2 separate regions of the Homo sapiens genome follow, and region 1 is linked to region 2. Evidence: read pairs that join two places in POLR2A ChIA-PET (ENCODE). Cell type or tissue: MCF 10A. All regions are shown on one strand. Links, peaks and the distances in the headings refer to the core of each region. The heading gives the core; the rest is flanking DNA.

Region 1 (8,285 bases), core at 1,819-6,818, 120 kb after region 2:
GGGAACCTGTAAACCCAACTACTCAGGAGGCTGAGGCAGGAGAATCACTTGAACCCGGGAAGCGGAGGTTGCAGTGAGCCAAGATCATGCCACTGCACTTCAGCCTGGGCCACAGAGTGAGATTCCATCGCAAAAAAAAAAAAAAAAAAAAAAAAAAAAAAATAATAATAATAATAATAATAATAAAATAAATAAATTAAAAAAAAAGAAAAAGGAAAAAGAAATCACCTATCCCAGGGTTAAGATTAAACTGACAGGGTGGGGGCGCGGTGGCTCACACCTGTAATCCCAGCACTTTGGGAGGCTAAGGTCGGTGGATCACGAGGTCAGGAGTTCAAGACTAGCATGGACAAGATGGTGAAACTCTGTCTGTACTAAAAATACAAAAATTAGCCAAGCATGGTGGCAGGCATCTGTAATCCCAGCTACTTGGGAGGCTGAGGCAGGAGAATTGCTTGAACCTGGGAGGTGGAGGTTGCAGTGAGCCAAGATCGCGCCACTGCACTCCAGCCTGGGAGAGAGAGCGGGACTCCATCTCACACACAAAAAAAGAAAAGATTAAACTGAGATACCACAGGCTGAGCATGGTGGCTCACGCTTGTACTCCCAGCACTTTGGGAGGCTGATGCAGGTGGAACACTTGAGGTCAGGAGTTCGAGACCAGCCTGGCCAACATGGTGAAACCCTGCCTCTACTAAAAATACAAAAAAATTAGCTGGGGGTGGTGGCACGTGCATGTAGTTCCAGCTACTCTTGAGGCTGAGACACAGGAATTGCTTGAACCCAGAAGGCAGAGATTGCAGTGAGCTGAGATTGCACCACTGCACTGCAGCCTGGGTGACAGAGCGAGACCCTGTCTAAAAAAAAATAATAAAATAAAAAAATAAAAAATTGAGATATCACATGTAAAGTGCTTGGCACAGAGTTTATGCTCAAAAATATTAGTTGCTCCCTGTTTGGTACACAAAGGGCCCATCACAAATGCAGGTGACTGCTGCATGCGAATCTCTGCCCTACTTAACCATCTCCCCAGGAGTATGGGGGTCACCTCTGCTTAGGACCACCTTGGACTCCACCCACCAAGTTCTCCTACTTATGACGTTAGCTTATTTTTTCTTCCTTCTTCAAAAGAAAAGTTTTAAACATACACAAAAGAAGAGAGAACTATATGACAAACCCTTTACACCCATCACCAGCTAGTTTCAATTATCAAGCAAAACAACTAGTCTCGTGTCACCTATTCTCCCATCTCTTTTTTTCGTTGAATATATATATATGTATTTTTGAGATGGAGTCTCACTCTGTGGCCCAGGCTGGGATGTAGCGGAGTGATCTCGACTCACTGCAACCTCCGCCTCCCAGGTTCAAGCAATTCTCCTGCCTCAGTCCCCCCAAGTAGCTGGGATTACAGGCACACGCCACCACACCCGGCTAACTTTTGTATTTTTAGTAGAGACAGGGTTTCACCATGTTAGGGAGGCTGGTCTCGAACTCCTGACCTCAGGTGATCTGCCTGCCTCGGCCTCCCAAAGTGCTGGGATTACAGGTGTGAGCCACCCCGCCCGGCCACCCATGTGTGTCTTTAACAGATAGAGATGTTAAAGGACAAAACCACATTTTATCAGACCCAACAAAATTAAGAATGATTCATTAATACAATCTACTATGTAGTTCATATTTAACTTTTCCCAATTGTCTCAAAAACTTTTCTTTCCTGTTGATTTGTTTGAATCAGGTTTATCCAAAGGCCTGTGTTACATTCAATTGTAAGATCTCTTGGGTATTTTTCTATCAGCCTGCTTCAACATGTTCTGTTTTCAGAGGAAACGCTAGAATGAGGAAAGCATTACCCCTTGAAAGTCTCTCCAACTCACTTTCCTGAACCCTTTTCAATAACACAAAAACAAGCATCTCCTTTTTTTTTTTAGGTTTTTTTTTTTTTTTTCCCTCTGGAGGCAGGGCCCAGGCTGGAGTGCGGTGCAGTAGCTGGGACAAGAGGCATGCGACATTATGCCTGGCTAAATTTTGTATTTTTAGTAGAGATGGGTTTTGCCATGTTGCCCAGGCTGGTCTTGAACTCCTGGACTCAAGCAATCCATCCGGCCTCCCAAAGTGCTGGAATTACAGGTGTGAGCCACTGCGTCAGCCTGGGGGTGTTTTTAAATGATAAAAGGTGTTTCCCTTTCCAGAATCTTTAAAATAAATGGATTCCTCTAATAGCTTTCAAAATCCAACAATCATCCCAGTGAAGTCAAAAAGCAGGGTTTGTATTATTTCTTGTTTTAGAGGGTAAAAATTTCTGGGATTTTGTTCTTTTCAAAATGACTTTTTTATGCCCTCCCACCTGCTTTTTGAAATCCACCAACCACAATATTTACCCCATCCCCCTTTTCTCTCCCCCCCATCTCTCTCTCTCTCCTTTACACACTCCCTCTCTCTCTCTTTTTAGCAGCAACATACAAGCCGGCCATATTAGAGAGATGGAAATAAAGCTTCCTTAATGTTGTATATGTCTTTGAAGTACATCCGTGCATTTTTTTTTAGCATCCAACCATTCCTCCCTTGTAGTTCTCGCCCCCTCAAATCACCCTCTCCCGTAGCCCACCCGACTAACATCTCAGTCTCTGAAAATGCACAGAGATGCCTGGCTACCTCGCCCTGCCTTCAGCCTCACGGGGCTCAGTCTCTTTTTCTCTTTGGGTAAGTTAGACACATCTGCATGCTCCCGAGGGTTCAGAAGTGTAGCCGCAATGTGAAGAGGATGGGGGCAGGGGATAGGAAAGAAGACATTGCTAGCGCTTTCCCTCTGTGTCCTTGGGAGGGGAGGTGCTGGGGACTGGAAGGGACGTTGCTGGGGAGTGCAGAACCCTGGGACTACTTAGTCACAGAAATGTTGGGTCAGGGGATCTGAGTGTTGCTGGGGGCTGACAATTGTCAAGGGAGGTGAATCTTCTCTGGATTTCCCCTAAGTGGACCTACGTGGCGGTGGGGCAGAGAGTGGATTGACCTGCAGTCTCTTCAGGGATTATTTTTTGGAGTTGCTGCAAATGCGGGGTCCTGGGACTTAATGCTCCCTTAAGGGGCTTCTTTTCAGAAGCTTGATCCTGGTGGATTTAGGGTATTAGGAGAGTGTGCAGGGGAGCTGGTGGCAGAAAGTTGAGTCTGGGTCTGGCTTCTTGGCACTCGGTCTCACTGATCTGTTGGAACGTGTGTGGGAGTAGGTGGGAAGCGGGCTTGGGGAATGATGTCTGGGTTGGGAGGAGACCTGCTGAGGCACGCACTGATGGAGAAGGCACCTTTGGCTTGGGCCGGATGGAATGGAGGAAGGGCCAGGTGTAGAGATTCAGGAAAAAAATGGAACCCACAGGCTGAGCGAGGTTGCAGCCCTTTAAATCCAGCCTCAGAACTGCCCAGCCCAGTCTTGCAGACTGTCCTGTCAAGTGTTTGTATTTGACCACTCAGAGACTTCCTGGTGGGGAAGTGGGCTAGAAAGTTATTTGCAAGCCTGCTTTGTAGAGTTTCATTCTTGCTCCTAAACTTACTTATTGCTGGAGCAGCAACTGAGAGTCAAGTCCAAGGACTGTTGATGGAACTATTCCCCACCACAAAGGCTCTCTCTCTTTCTGTGGTGTGATGTGCTGGGTTTGGAGTAGGAGTGCTAAACACAGACAGTGCAGAGGCCCTGCCAGCCTGCTTTGCTGAGTTACTTGGCATATTAACATCAGAGCAGGAATGCTATGGAATCTCTGGCAGGACCTGGGTTTCAAGCCACCTTTGTCATTTACGTAATGATCACAGGCAAGTTACTCAACCCCTCTGAGCTTCAGTTCCCTCCCGGGTAAACTAAAGAATGCCTACTGCCTGACGTGTTTGTGATTTGGTGCATGGCAGGAACTCAACGATGGCTAACATAAGAATGCTTTTCGTGAGCCCAGGCACTGTGTATCTTGTTTAGCCCTCACAGCAATCGGAGGTAGATTCTATTATACTCAGGTTACAGGGAGGAAACAGATGACTATGGTAACGGGAGCTGAAATTTGAACTCCCTGTGTCTGACTTCAGCACATTCTCTTAAACGTTGGATTCCACTCCCCAATGTTCAAGAAATGGCACTGCTATATTAACAGTACCTAATTGATCAGAGTCTCAGGACAGGCTGAAAGAAGGGGAGTTGGGTGAGTGGCCTGTTGTAAGGAGGCCCAGCTGGAGGACAGGACCCTTTCCTCAGGAGTTAGGAAGCACTTCGTGCAGGAGAGAAGCCGCCTGGTGAGAGCCATGGCTAAGTAAAGATAGAAAGGGGGCTCAGTGACCAGGACCCAGAGCTCTGGGCTAGGGTGAGGAAGAGGGAGTCTGCGATGAAGAGGTCTGAGTGTTTGGGGTGGGGAGATGGTAGTGGGAGGAAGCTAAAGCTTCTGCAAAGCTGAGTGGGAGAGGATGCAGGAATGGGGACCTTGAACTTGAACTTGATTGGTGCTGTAATGAGGCATGTCCCTGGCACTCCAATGCTGAGGGCCGAGTTGACAGTGGAACTTTGGTGGTGTTGCAGTAGCATCGATCCCCAGGATGGAGGATGCCACAAGTGACGAGGGAGGGGACTCTGTCGGGGCTGGGCTTGTGGGGATGACTATGGAGGTGGCAAAGAGAAAGGGCAGGTGGGCAACCAGCTCTACCCACGGCAGAAGCATATGAGGCTAGTTTTAGCCAGAAACAATTCAAATGACTGGGCTTCCCTCAAGTTTTTCTTGAGACCGTTGACTCCACAGTCACTGGCCTGCTTACCAATGTATGGATTATGTTAGTGGAGGCATAGAAAGTGGAGTCTGGGCTGAGCATGGTGGCTCACGCCTGTATCCCAGTGCTTTGGGAGGCCGAGGTGGGAGGATCGCTTGAGGCCAGGAATTGGAGACCAGCCTGGACAACATAGCAAGACCCTGTCTCTACAAAAAAAAAAAAAAAAAAAAAAAAAAAAAGAAAAGAAAAATAAGCCAGGCATGGTGGCATGTACCTGTAGTCCTAACTGTTCCAGGAGGCTGAAGAAGGAGTATCAAGAGTTCCAGGCTGCAGTGAGCCGTGATCATGCCTCTGCACTCCAGCGTGGGCAGCAGAACCAAACCCTGTCTCTTAAAAAAAGAAAGAAAGAAAGAAAGAAAGAAAGTGAAGTCTAGTCCTCACTCTAGCCCACTGCACATATCTGCTGCTTGTGGTGGTGGGGACCCAGACATGGAGAGAAAGCTGTCTCTTCTTCCTTTAGTAGACTTTATTGAGTCCCCACTCTGCCACACACTGTCCTGGGTGCCAGGGATACCAAGATGAATAGGAGTCAGTTCCCCGGAGCCTCTAGAGGGAAACAGGCCCATGAACAAATAATAACAAGACAACATTGTATGTATGGCAACAATAATAGCAATAATGCTCATCATAGTCGCAGCTGACTTTTGTCCAGGCCATGTGCTAGGCACTGTGCTGAGCTTCATACAGGTAGTAAGTCATTTAATCCTTCGACAGCCCTATGAAGTTGGGCTTATTGTCCCCTATATTACAGATGAGGAAACTGAGGCACTGGGAGGTTAACTATCCTGCCATTCTGCCCTCAAGTCATGTGGAAGAGATAGGAACAGGGCTGGGGTGAGGACAAGGACAATGGGGAAACAGTCACCGAGGCTAATGCCCTGTAAGCTGGGACCTGAAGAATAAGTAGGAGGGGCCCAGGGGCAGGAGGGCAAATGAGCTTCTCAACCTGAAGCAAAAATACGTGCAAAGGCATGGAGAAGGGAAGGAAGGTGGTGTTTTCAGAAAAAATCAGAACTGGGGTCACTGGAGTGAAGGAGACCTGGGGGGATGGGGGCTGGCAGGGGATGAGGCTAGGGTATAGGTTGGTCCCAGATGCCAAAGGGCTTGGAAGCTGTGCCCAGGAGCCTGGACTTGATCCTGAAAGCAGTGGGTAGCCGTTGGAGGTCTGGAGGTGAGGAGTGATGAGGGTGGGTTGCTCCTGGCTGCACGGGGATGGACTGGAGTGGCCGGGGTTGGGGAGGCCCTTGAGCAGGAAGGGTCTGGATGGTAAGGCAGTGCAGGTGCGGAGATACGGGCTGGATGCCACACTCACCTGGGAGGCAGGGGCTGCCCCGGGAGACAGTTCATCTGTTTAGACACTTAAAAAAAAAAAAAAAAACCAAGAAGAAAATAATTACCTCATAGGTTGCTGTAGGGTGGAAAGAGGAGTGAAGAGATTAACTTCCAGTCTCTGCAAGAGACAGCATTTGGCAGATGAGCAAATTTTTATAGTCTCTGCAAGATGGGCTAGTTAGAACAGTGGATGACACGAGGCCTGAGGGCCCAGATGTGCCTTGGAGACAGCGGGTGGCCCGCCACTGCTGAGGTTTTGGATCTAAGATCAGAAGCCTCATCCCGTTGATGATCTTTTCCCTTCTGTGAGTTGAAAATCAGGAGACACAGGCCCCAGACCTGGTCTCAAATGGGACAACCAGGAAGATTGTGGGCCCCCCTTGTATGGAGGTTCCTTTAAATGGTACAATTCCCTGCTGGCGGGCCTGCCTGGAGTTGGACCTGCCATATAGTCGGCAAGAGATCGGATGCCTTGGAATGGGGCTCACTTCACCACTCAGCTTCAATGCCTCAACCCAGTCTGGAGCCAGGCAGGCTGGCTTCAGATTCTAGCTTCGCCTCTTACTAGCCGTGAACTTGGGCTCGTCTCTTAACTTCTTTGTGCTCCATCTTCCTCATCCGGAATGTGGGAGCGATAACAGGTTTTGTTAGTATTAAATGAGGTGATGTATGTAGAGTATGTAGACAGTGCCTGGCTCGTTGTAAGCATTTTGTAAGGGTTTGTGGCTGTGATGAAGTCCTTTCTGTGGCCTTGGCCATGCATTCGGGTGCTTTCCCGAAGCAGGAGAGTTAATCAAGAGACCAGAGTTTTGCTCACAGCTCTGACCTTGTTGAGCCATGGTCCCCTCGTCTTTAATGAGGGCCCGGACTGGCGGGAGGTCTGAGGCCAGCACCCTAGAGCTGCTGGGATTCTGGTGAGGCCACAGGCTTACGTGGAGATATTGGATTAGGGGCTAGGAACCATGATTCTGGCCTCAGCTTGTCCCTATTCTCTGTGTGTGGCTCTCATGGCCTTTCCTCACCGGTAAAACAATGGGGCTAGATCTACGGTTTCTGATCTCAGCTCCAGCTGTGGCTCCGGATCCCATGCTCGCTCCGCAGGATGGAACTTGACGTTTGACTCTGTGACCACTAGAGGGCACGCGTGTTCCGCCCGGTACCTTCTGCAGGGCCCCGCTGCAGGGTGGGGAGGGGGAGCCCGCATTGCACCTCTCCGGCTGCCCCCGTCCTGCCGGCCAGAAAAGGCGCCCCCGCACTCCTCTCTACCCTGCCCTCCCCCACGGCAGGGTGCTAGCTCCTTCGAGATGGTGAGGTTCAAGTTCTAATCTGGAGCACTGCCTTGGGCTTGGTGGGGGGCAGAGGCCCGCACAGAGTCCGCCGGGCTTCGCAGAACGCAGACTTTTTGGTCTGGGGAGCCCCTGGGAAGATGATCGACCTTCCAAGGGAAGAGCTAGAGGGATAGGACATTCCTGGGATGGGAGGTAAGCTCAGGACAAGCACTGTCAGTGCCTTCCCTCAGAGCTCTGGGCCTCTGCAGATGAAGATGCTGTTGGCATTTTCTGCACACCTCCTCCTTGGCTGGTGCGCTGCCAGATGCTTTCAGAACGGCGATGAAAGTACAGGAGATGGAATTGGGCTTTGTTCTTCCTGACAGGGGCCCACTCAGCCTCCCCAGTCCTTATTCCCCTAATGAGCACTTAAGCTCACACCTGGAATCCTCGGCCCTGGACTCCTCCTCTAGAAAACGCAGATGGTGACAGCTGTCTCCCAGCTTGGAGAACAGATGAGGTCCCCATGCCTACCCCTCCATCCAGGGCTGCTGCCAGTTCAGAGAATCTCTGGTTCTTAAGTCCTGCCATTTGCCCTGGTCACTCGGGCCAGGGGCGGGGCTGGCAGAAGGGTGCTCCAGGCAGATGTTGATTTCCCTGCAGGCTGCAGGGCGGCTGCTTCTACGGCTTTGTGAAGAAAAAAAAAAAGTTTGAAAAATAGGAGCCCTGCAGGCCTGGGCTGTTCGCCAATTCCTACGGACTGGTTGGAGTGGGGCAGTCTCCAAGGTGCCCTCAGGCCAGGCCAGAGGCTCCCCTAGAAGCCCTTCCTGTTTGCAAGGCAGAACTTGGGGAGAATTGAGGATAATAGCAGCTACCATTTGCTGAATACTTACT
Region 2 (8,285 bases), core at 1,824-6,823:
TCTTTTTCTTTTCTTTTCTTTTTTTTTTTTGAGACACAGTCTCACTCTGTCGCCCAGGCTGGAGTGCTGTGGCACCATCTCGGCTCACTGCAACCTCTGCTTCTGGTGCTCAAGCGATGCTTGTGTCTCAGCCTCCCGAGTAGCTGGGACTACAGTCACGTGCTAACACTCCCAGCTAATTTTTTGTATTTTAGTAGAGACAAGGTTTCACCATGTTGCCAAGGGTGGTCTTGAACTCCCAAGCTCAGGCAATCCACCCGCCTTGGCCTCCAAAAGTGCTGGGATTATAGGTGTGAGCCACCACACCCGGTTCCCTTTACTACTCTTTCAAGCTCGTTCCCTAGTGGGAATGCAGGACTGCAGGACTGCAGCATTCCATTTTTGGCTTGCATCCACATACTAAGATGACATCTGTCAAGGAAGCTCAGGCTTTATTCTCCTCTGTCAGCTGGACTTCAAGAATAGCCCATCAGGTAGCCACAGGTTGAACTGAAGGTGAATTATTAGTGTAGTAGCGGTGGATGATGGAGGCCATGTGCTCCTGCAGTTGCTGCTTGTGTCCTCTGGCACTATTCATGCCTCAGCCAGACTGCATTCCTTCCTTCTTACAGTGGATTGTTGCGCCCACCCAAACTTGTGACTTGGAGGGTCTGACACTGCTTAGCTTATAATGGGCAGATCAAGTTTAATGGTCAGCTGATGTCCCATTGTCAGTTACTCAACTTCTTCCTGTGTATCTACTCTAGTAGCATGCCAAGAGCTGCTTTTCAAATGGTATATAATTCACTGCTGTAGGTAGAATGGCTTTGTTCCTGAACCCTAGGTATCAACATTTTGATTCTCCTGCTGGAACTTGCCATAGACTCCAAAAGGCATCTTTTCCCACCACAGATACTTCTAACTGCCATCAGGGTTGCTGGTATGTGGCCCAAGCTGCAGAGCTGCTTGTACCACAGCATGGACTTGCTGCAGAGCACTTTACTGCTCTGGGCTCCACTCAAAGCTGTAAGAGTTTTATGTCACTTGGAAATGAAGAGGCCTATAAGGTATTCCCTTTCTTAACTGAGGGGATGGTGCAAGGTAAAATAACATAGCCTCTACTTGGAAGAAATGACCTGGATGGTCCAAGACCTTGCACTCTTAAAAAGGACACCTGGCCAGGCACGGTGGCTCATGCCTGTAATCCCAACACTTTGGGAGGCTGAGGTAGGTGGACCACCTGAGGTTGGGAGTTCAAGACCAGCCTGACCAACATGGAGACACCCCGTCTCTACTAAAAATACAAAAAAAATTAGCCAGGCATGGTGGTGCATGCCTGTAATCCCAGCTACCTGGGAGGCTGAGTCAGGAGAATTGCTTGAACCCGGAAGGTGGAGGTTGCGGTGAGCCGAGATAGTGCCATTGCACTCCAGCCTGGGTGACAAGAGCGAAACTCCATCTAAAAAAAAAAAACCAAAAAAACCAAAAACACACTTACGTGGCAGGCCCCAGAATCTTCATAGAGTTTATCTCCTATTCTCCAAGGCCTCCAAATACTCGCAATTTCTTGCTCATTTGATGTGATTAACACAATGTCATTGATATAGCGGACCAATGTGATGTTCTGCAGAACGTCCAGATTGTCCAGGTCCCTTCAGACTATGTTATGATAGAGAGCTGGCAAGTTGACACAGCCCCAGGCAAGACCAGGAAAGTATATTGTCTCTTGGCTATGAGTGAATGCTCTGATTAAAAATATTACATTTGGCATAACTGCTGCAGTTGGAGCTACTACTTGTTTAAATTTGCAGTAGTCCACTCTCATCCACAATGATTCCTCAATTTTTGCAAAGGCCAAATCAGTGAATTAAATAGGGTGTATAATGGGACCACAATTCTTTAAGTCTTTGAAAATGACACTAATCTCTACCATTCTCTCTAGGATGCAATATTATTTTTTATTTACTGTCTTGGCAGGGAGTCATGGAAAGTTACAAGGGCTTCCACTGGCTTTTCCTAAAGCAATAGCTCTTATTTACACGTTAAGGAGCCAAGGTGAGGGTTCTGCCAACTGCTATATCCATTATCATACTTTTGGGAACTGGGTAGATGGTGACTGGGTGGGTCAGTGAGATGGACCTGGGCAAGGACCCCATTTACCACCTGACTCTTATGTGCCTCTCCTCTAACAGCCATAAACAGCACTTTGGGACCCTGGTTATAATCATCAACTTGGGCCCTGTATCCAACAGCCCTTGAAAGGTCCAGGTATTCCCCTTTCCACGAATAAATGAGTCCTTGTGGGGAAGGACTGTGGGAATCACTAATTTATATACTTGCCATGGTGTTGTAATGTCCTTTCTTATGGGGACTTGGCCTTTCTTTCAGTTGATTGGTTCTGGGTATGAGAATCGGCTAAGATCTGGAAACTCAGAAGGGAATTATGGCTTTCCATTAGTAAGCTCAACTTGGCCATCTGTTCATTCATTCTTGGATCAATTTTGGGGAAATAAAAATACACACACATATTGTCAGATGTGTATGGGACATACTGACACTAAAAAATTCTTTGTTATTTATCTGAAATTTAAATTTAATTGGGCAGCCTATATTTTTATTTGCTAAATCTGGCAAACTCACCTTAGGAAAAACATATTCCATCAGTCATTGCCATAGATCTCTGTGAATCAGGCCTCCTGACTGGCAGTTTTGACCTTATAGCCACCTTGCTTTGGAAGATAAATGCCGCCAGCTGGCCTCTGCTTCTCCGGGACCTTCTCATTCTCATTACTACCTAGGAACCAGGTCTATGATACCATTAGCCCAGGCCTACAGAAAATGACTAATATTAACTGTCTCAATAATGCTGGTGCAACAGTTGAACTCATGGACTTAGAGAGTAGAAAGATGGTTAACAGAGGCTGGGAAGGGTAGTGAAAGACTGGGGTGGGGATGGTTAACTGGTTAAAAAAAAATTAGAATGCATAAGACCTACTGTTTGATAGCACAACTGGGTGACTATAGTCAATAATAACTTAACTGTACATTTTTAAGTAACTTAAAGAGGCCAGGCACAGTGGCTTACGCCTGTAATCCCAGCACTTTGGGAGGCCGAGGTGGGTGGATCACCTGAGGTCAGGAGTTCAAGACCAGCCTGGCCAACATGGCGAAACCCTGTCTTACTAAAAATACAAAAATTAGCCAGGCATGGCAGTGGGCACCTGTAATCCCAGCTACTCAGGAGGCTGAGGCAGGAGAATCGCTTGAGCCCGGGTGGCAGAAATTGCGGTGAGCTGAGAGCGCGCCATTGTACTCCAGCCTGGGCAACTGAGCAAGACTCTGTCTCAAAAAACAGAACAAAACAGAACAAAACAACCAAAAACCAAAAAATGAAAATGTAAAGAGTGTAATTGAACTGCTTGCAACTCATGGATAAATGCTTGAGGGAATGGATACCCCATTCTTTATGCTGTGTTTATTTCACACTGCATGCCTTTATCAAAACATCTCATGTGCCCCATAAACATATACACTTACTATGTGCCCACAAAAATTTAAAAAAAAAACTTAAAAAAAATAATGCTGGTGCTCATTTATTAGAATGTGTTGGCAAATCCTCTAGGCCCCCCGAGGGATAGAGTCAACTGGTGGGTTTTCTGGTATTTGAGAGTAGATTCATTCTAGCATGCTCACTCTCTGATCCTTTTTGGTCCTTTCTCCCTAGTCTGCCACAGCAGTTCAGACACTCTACTTCATTTAATGTGGGCCACCACTCTTACCAAAATTTCAAGAGCCTTCCTAGCAGCAGATTAAATCAGTCTCCTAGGGCCCATACCAGGTATTAAATCTCGTGTCATGAGAGTGCCCCCACATTGACAAAGCCTCTTCCATTCAGCTTTACATTCCACCCCACTTGATCCACATGCCTCCCACAGGCAAATGCCCCAGGTCTTGCCAGTCCACATCAGTGGGGTCCTGCAGCGGCCTTGGCATATCAATCTCTCTCTTCTCTCAGCAGCCCCAGCACTTCCTCAGTTGGGTCATCTTGAGATTTGACTGTAGTGATTGATCTGATGGCCAGGAGGGGAGGTGAGGGCAGATTCTGAGATGGGCTAATGATGTCTTGTAAGGTACCTTCTTATTTGAAGCCTAGGCCCAGTGGGTTCAGGGGGAACTGGAAGTTCAGGGGTCTCAATCACATTTGCTCAGCCTCAGGGTCCCATATCTTCCTTATCATGGCCCTGATTTTGGCATAAGCAACTTACCTAGGCTAAGAATTCCTCCTCTGAAATTCTTCCAGTTTTACAGAGGGTGCCCTCTAGCTGCAGGAGATGAGGTGCTCTTTAAATGCTGCTAAGGAAGCCAGCCTCTGACTCACTTTGTTTTAAATCGGTGATTAATTGATATGAGCTTGTCATTTTCTTTCTTTAACATATCAGTGGTTCTAAGCAAGAGCCACCCAATTTCACAATCTTCATAGTTACTATTTACCTGAACTTCTCACATGCCAGGAGCATTCGTAAGCCAGTGTATTCCTTCCACCTTAATCTTGGCCCAGGTCATCACAGGGGCTGTAGCTCCTCCTACCATTGATGATGGGGTCTTCATTGCCATCTGTTATCCAACTCCAGAATCCCATCTTTAAAATCTACTTTTTAGGACCACTTCTAGAACCAACTAGTTTAGGATTGATCCCCCAAGAGCAGAGCTTGAGATTGCAATTCTTGTTCAAGTGATTTGGTGAGGGAGTGCCTTCAGATGAGTTCTGTAAGGGAGTAAGGATGGCACTGGATGGCACATTAGAAGAGGAGAAAAAGCTAGTTCAAAATGTGGGTTCAGCTGAGGTCTATCCTTAATCTGATCTCCAGGGGAGCTCTAGAGCAAGAATGCCCCCGCGGAGTTGTCCCGTCTAGAGGCAGGAGACTGAACTTCTGTATTCCCCTATCTGTCAGTCATTGGCTGCAGGATGCCAGGTAAGGCAGCTTCCTGGAGGTGGAGGGCAATTCTCAGGCGAAGTGTGCTGCTGTGAAGCTATTAGCAGTCAATACTCACAGAAGCCAGGGGATGGGTGCACTGAGCAGGTGAAGGGGATGCGACAGGGCACCAGCAACACCTGCTACAGCATGCATCTCTAAACACTAATTTCCATTTCCTTTTAATGAGTTTTATGTAAATGAAATCACTCATATCACTCATACTTTGTGTTTGGTGTCTTTTGGTTAACATTGGGTTTCTGAAAATCTTATATGTTGTTGCTTGGGCTGCGTTCCGCAAATTTTAATATGTTGTATTTTACTTATTCAGTTAAAATACATTCTAATTTCCATTGATTTATCTTTGACTCATGGGGTATTTTGAAGTGTATTGCTGGAATTGGCATTAAGAATAGACATAATTCAATAAAACAGAGTAGAGAGCCCAGAAAAAGACCCTAACATATATAAACAATTGATTTTCAAGGAAAGTAAACAACGGGAGAAATGATAGTCTTTTCAACAAATGGTCTAGGAAAAACTAGATAGAAATCCATAAGGAAAATAATGAATTTCAATCCTTACCTCAAACTATGCAAAAAAAAAAAAAAAAAAAAAAAAAGAGAGAGAGAGAACTTGAAATAAGGACCTAAATGTAAAAGCTAAAACTATAAAACTTGTGGAAGAAAACATAGGATAATATCACTATAGCTTTGGAGTAGGCAAACATATTTTAGGATACAAAAATAGTAATTTTTAATAAATAATAAAAGGTAAAAAAGAGTAAGTTAGACCTTGTCAAAATTAAAAACTTTCCTGCTTTTTGAAAGACTCTATTAAAATGAAGAGGTAAGTCACAGACTAGGAGAAATAATTCACAATATGTGTATCTGACAGGGGACTTGTATTCAAAATATATAAGTAACTCTTACAACTTAGTAAGAAGGCAACCCAATAAAAAATTGGGCAAAGGATATAAATAGGCACTTCATAAAAGAAGACATACAAATAGCCAAGAAGCACATGAAAATATTCTCAACATCATTAGTTGTCAGGGAAATGCAAATTCAAATCACAATGAGATACTACTATACACATTCTAAAATGGCTAAAATTAGGATGACTGACAATAGTAAGTGTTGAAGAGGATGTGGAACAATTGGAACTTTTTTACTTTGCTGGTGGGAGTGTGGAATGGTACAACCACTTGAAATAACAATGGAAAAATGGTTGTCAGTTTTGTTTATGAAGTTAATATACTTTTATGTTACGACTCAGCAATACCATACCCAGGTTAATGAGATAAACGAAAACATGTATCCACAAAAAGACATGTATATGATGATCACAGCAGTGTTTTAAAAAAATAATAATGGCAAAAACCTGGAAACAGCCCAAATGTTCAACAAGAGATGAATGAATAAATAAATTGCAGTACATTCAGAGCATACTACTAAAGCAATAAAAAGGAGCAAACTACTGATGTAGCAAACTACATCTCAAAAACTTTATTTTAAGCAAAGAATCCAGACACAAAAGTGTATTGCTGTATGGTTTCTTTTATATGAAATTCTAAAACAGTAAAGTGTATTTATTATTATTTTTTAATTTATTTTCTTTTTTGTAGAGACAGGATCTCACCAGGTTACCCAGGCTTTTTTGGACTCCTGGACTCAAATGATCCTCTTGCCTCGGCCTCCCAACATGCTGAGATTACATGTGTGAGCCACTATGCCTGGCTTAGAACAGTAATATTTAATTTACAGTGACAGAAAGAAAATTATTGGCTGTTTGGGGCTGGAGGTAGGTGGAAGATTGATTGCAAAGAGCCTTGAGGGAACCTTTAGGGGTGACAGGAATGTTTTGTATCTTAACTGGGGTGGTGGTACACGAGTGCATACATTTGTCAAAATTCTTGAACTGTATATTTAAAAGGGTGCATTTTATGGTATGTAAATCAAGCCTCAAAAAAAGAATGTACAAATAGACACCTATACACACATGGGAGAAAGACTACAGAACAATGTCAAAGTAATAGATCATAGAGTAAAAGGGGAGGGGCAAGGATTGGTTGGTTGTTTTTTCATTCTAAGCCTTCAGCAAATTGATTTTTTTTTTTTTTCTAAGACAGGGTCTTGCTCTGTCGCCCAGGCTGGAGTAGAGTGACGCGGTCGAGGCTCATTCCTGAGCCTCCCAGGTAGCTGGGACTACAGGCACGCACCATGCCCAGCTAATTCTTGTAATGTTATATAGAGTCTTGCTATGTTGCCCAGGCTGGTCTCAAACGCCTGAGCTCAAGCAATCCACCGGCCTCAGCCGCCCAAAGTGCTGGGATTACAGGCATGAGCCACTGTGCCCGGCCTAGCAAACTGATTTTTTAAAACAATGTCCTTATACTTCTTCACTAAAAAAAATTAGGCATAAATGAGAGGTAAAGAGGTAGAGTCAGAATGTAGACATCTCTTTTGAGAAGTTTTTCAGTGAAAGAGAGCAGAGAATGGGGCTTTGGTTGGAGGGGATGTGATTTCATGGGAATTCTTTTTTTAATGATAGATACATAAAACTAGGCAAGAACTCAATATGCTTATATCTTTTATACAACTATAGAACCAAAAGGAATTGACAAGTTAAATCTAAAAAAATTCAAAACCAATTCAATTTAATCATACAAAAAAGACAGAATTGCACAGTATAATCTTTACCATGTACAATGCAAATGTATATTTATGAAAGTGACTGGAAAAAACTACAGCAAAATGCCTACAAAGATGGTACATGAATATAAATAGAACAATTTAAATTTTCTTCGTATACTTTTCTACGTTTGAAATTTTCTGTAATGAATATTTATTACTTATATAACTAAAGATAAACATTTAAAAAAGAAAAGAATAATTGATGCTAATTTTCAAATAGGTATGAATCTAATGTGAAATATAGATATATTTTTGAAACAGTCTCACTCTGCCACTCAAGCTGGGGTGCAGTGGCAAGAACATGGCTCACTGCAGCCTCATCCTTCTGAGCTCAAATGATCCTCCTGCCTCAGCTTCCCAAGTAGGTAGGACCACAGGTGTGTGCTACAACACCGAGCTATTTTTATTTTTATTTTTTGTAAAGATGAAGTCTCCCTATGTGGTCAAGGCTGGTCTTGAACTCCTGGGCTCAAGCGATCCTCCTGCCTTGGCCTCCCAAAGTGCTGGGATTACAGGAATGAGCCACTGCACCCTGCCTAACGTGCATGTATTTTTGATATCAGCATGTGGACATACCCATCCTGCTTTTCCTAGCGCTCACGTGTCTTACTTATTTATGCATTTATTTGTTAATTTT

The links. Peaks named below come from ENCODE experiments on the same cell type or tissue, not always from the same donor. Only the 100,000 strongest peaks of a DNase experiment are listed, where the experiment ranks them.
Region 1: POLR2A ChIA-PET joins it to region 2 with 5 read pairs; 5 of 35 experiments call an interaction of 5 or more read pairs at or near these places.

The regions. Positions count from the first base shown.
Region 1 is chr11:118,170,777-118,179,061 of GRCh38, reverse strand. It overlaps SCN2B (sodium voltage-gated channel beta subunit 2), which reads left to right and starts at 2,423. Exons shown (of 4, transcript NM_004588.5): 1 at 2,423-2,700. The coding sequence starts at 2,631. In MCF 10A, for the core only: no CTCF peak of the experiment used is centred there; a DNase peak (open chromatin) is centred at 3,841.
Region 2 is chr11:118,292,041-118,300,325 of GRCh38, reverse strand. No RefSeq gene overlaps it. Among named protein-coding and RNA genes, the nearest start is that of CD3E, 8.5 kb to the left of the region's middle. In MCF 10A, for the core only: a CTCF peak has its summit at 4,294; a DNase peak (open chromatin) is centred at 4,325.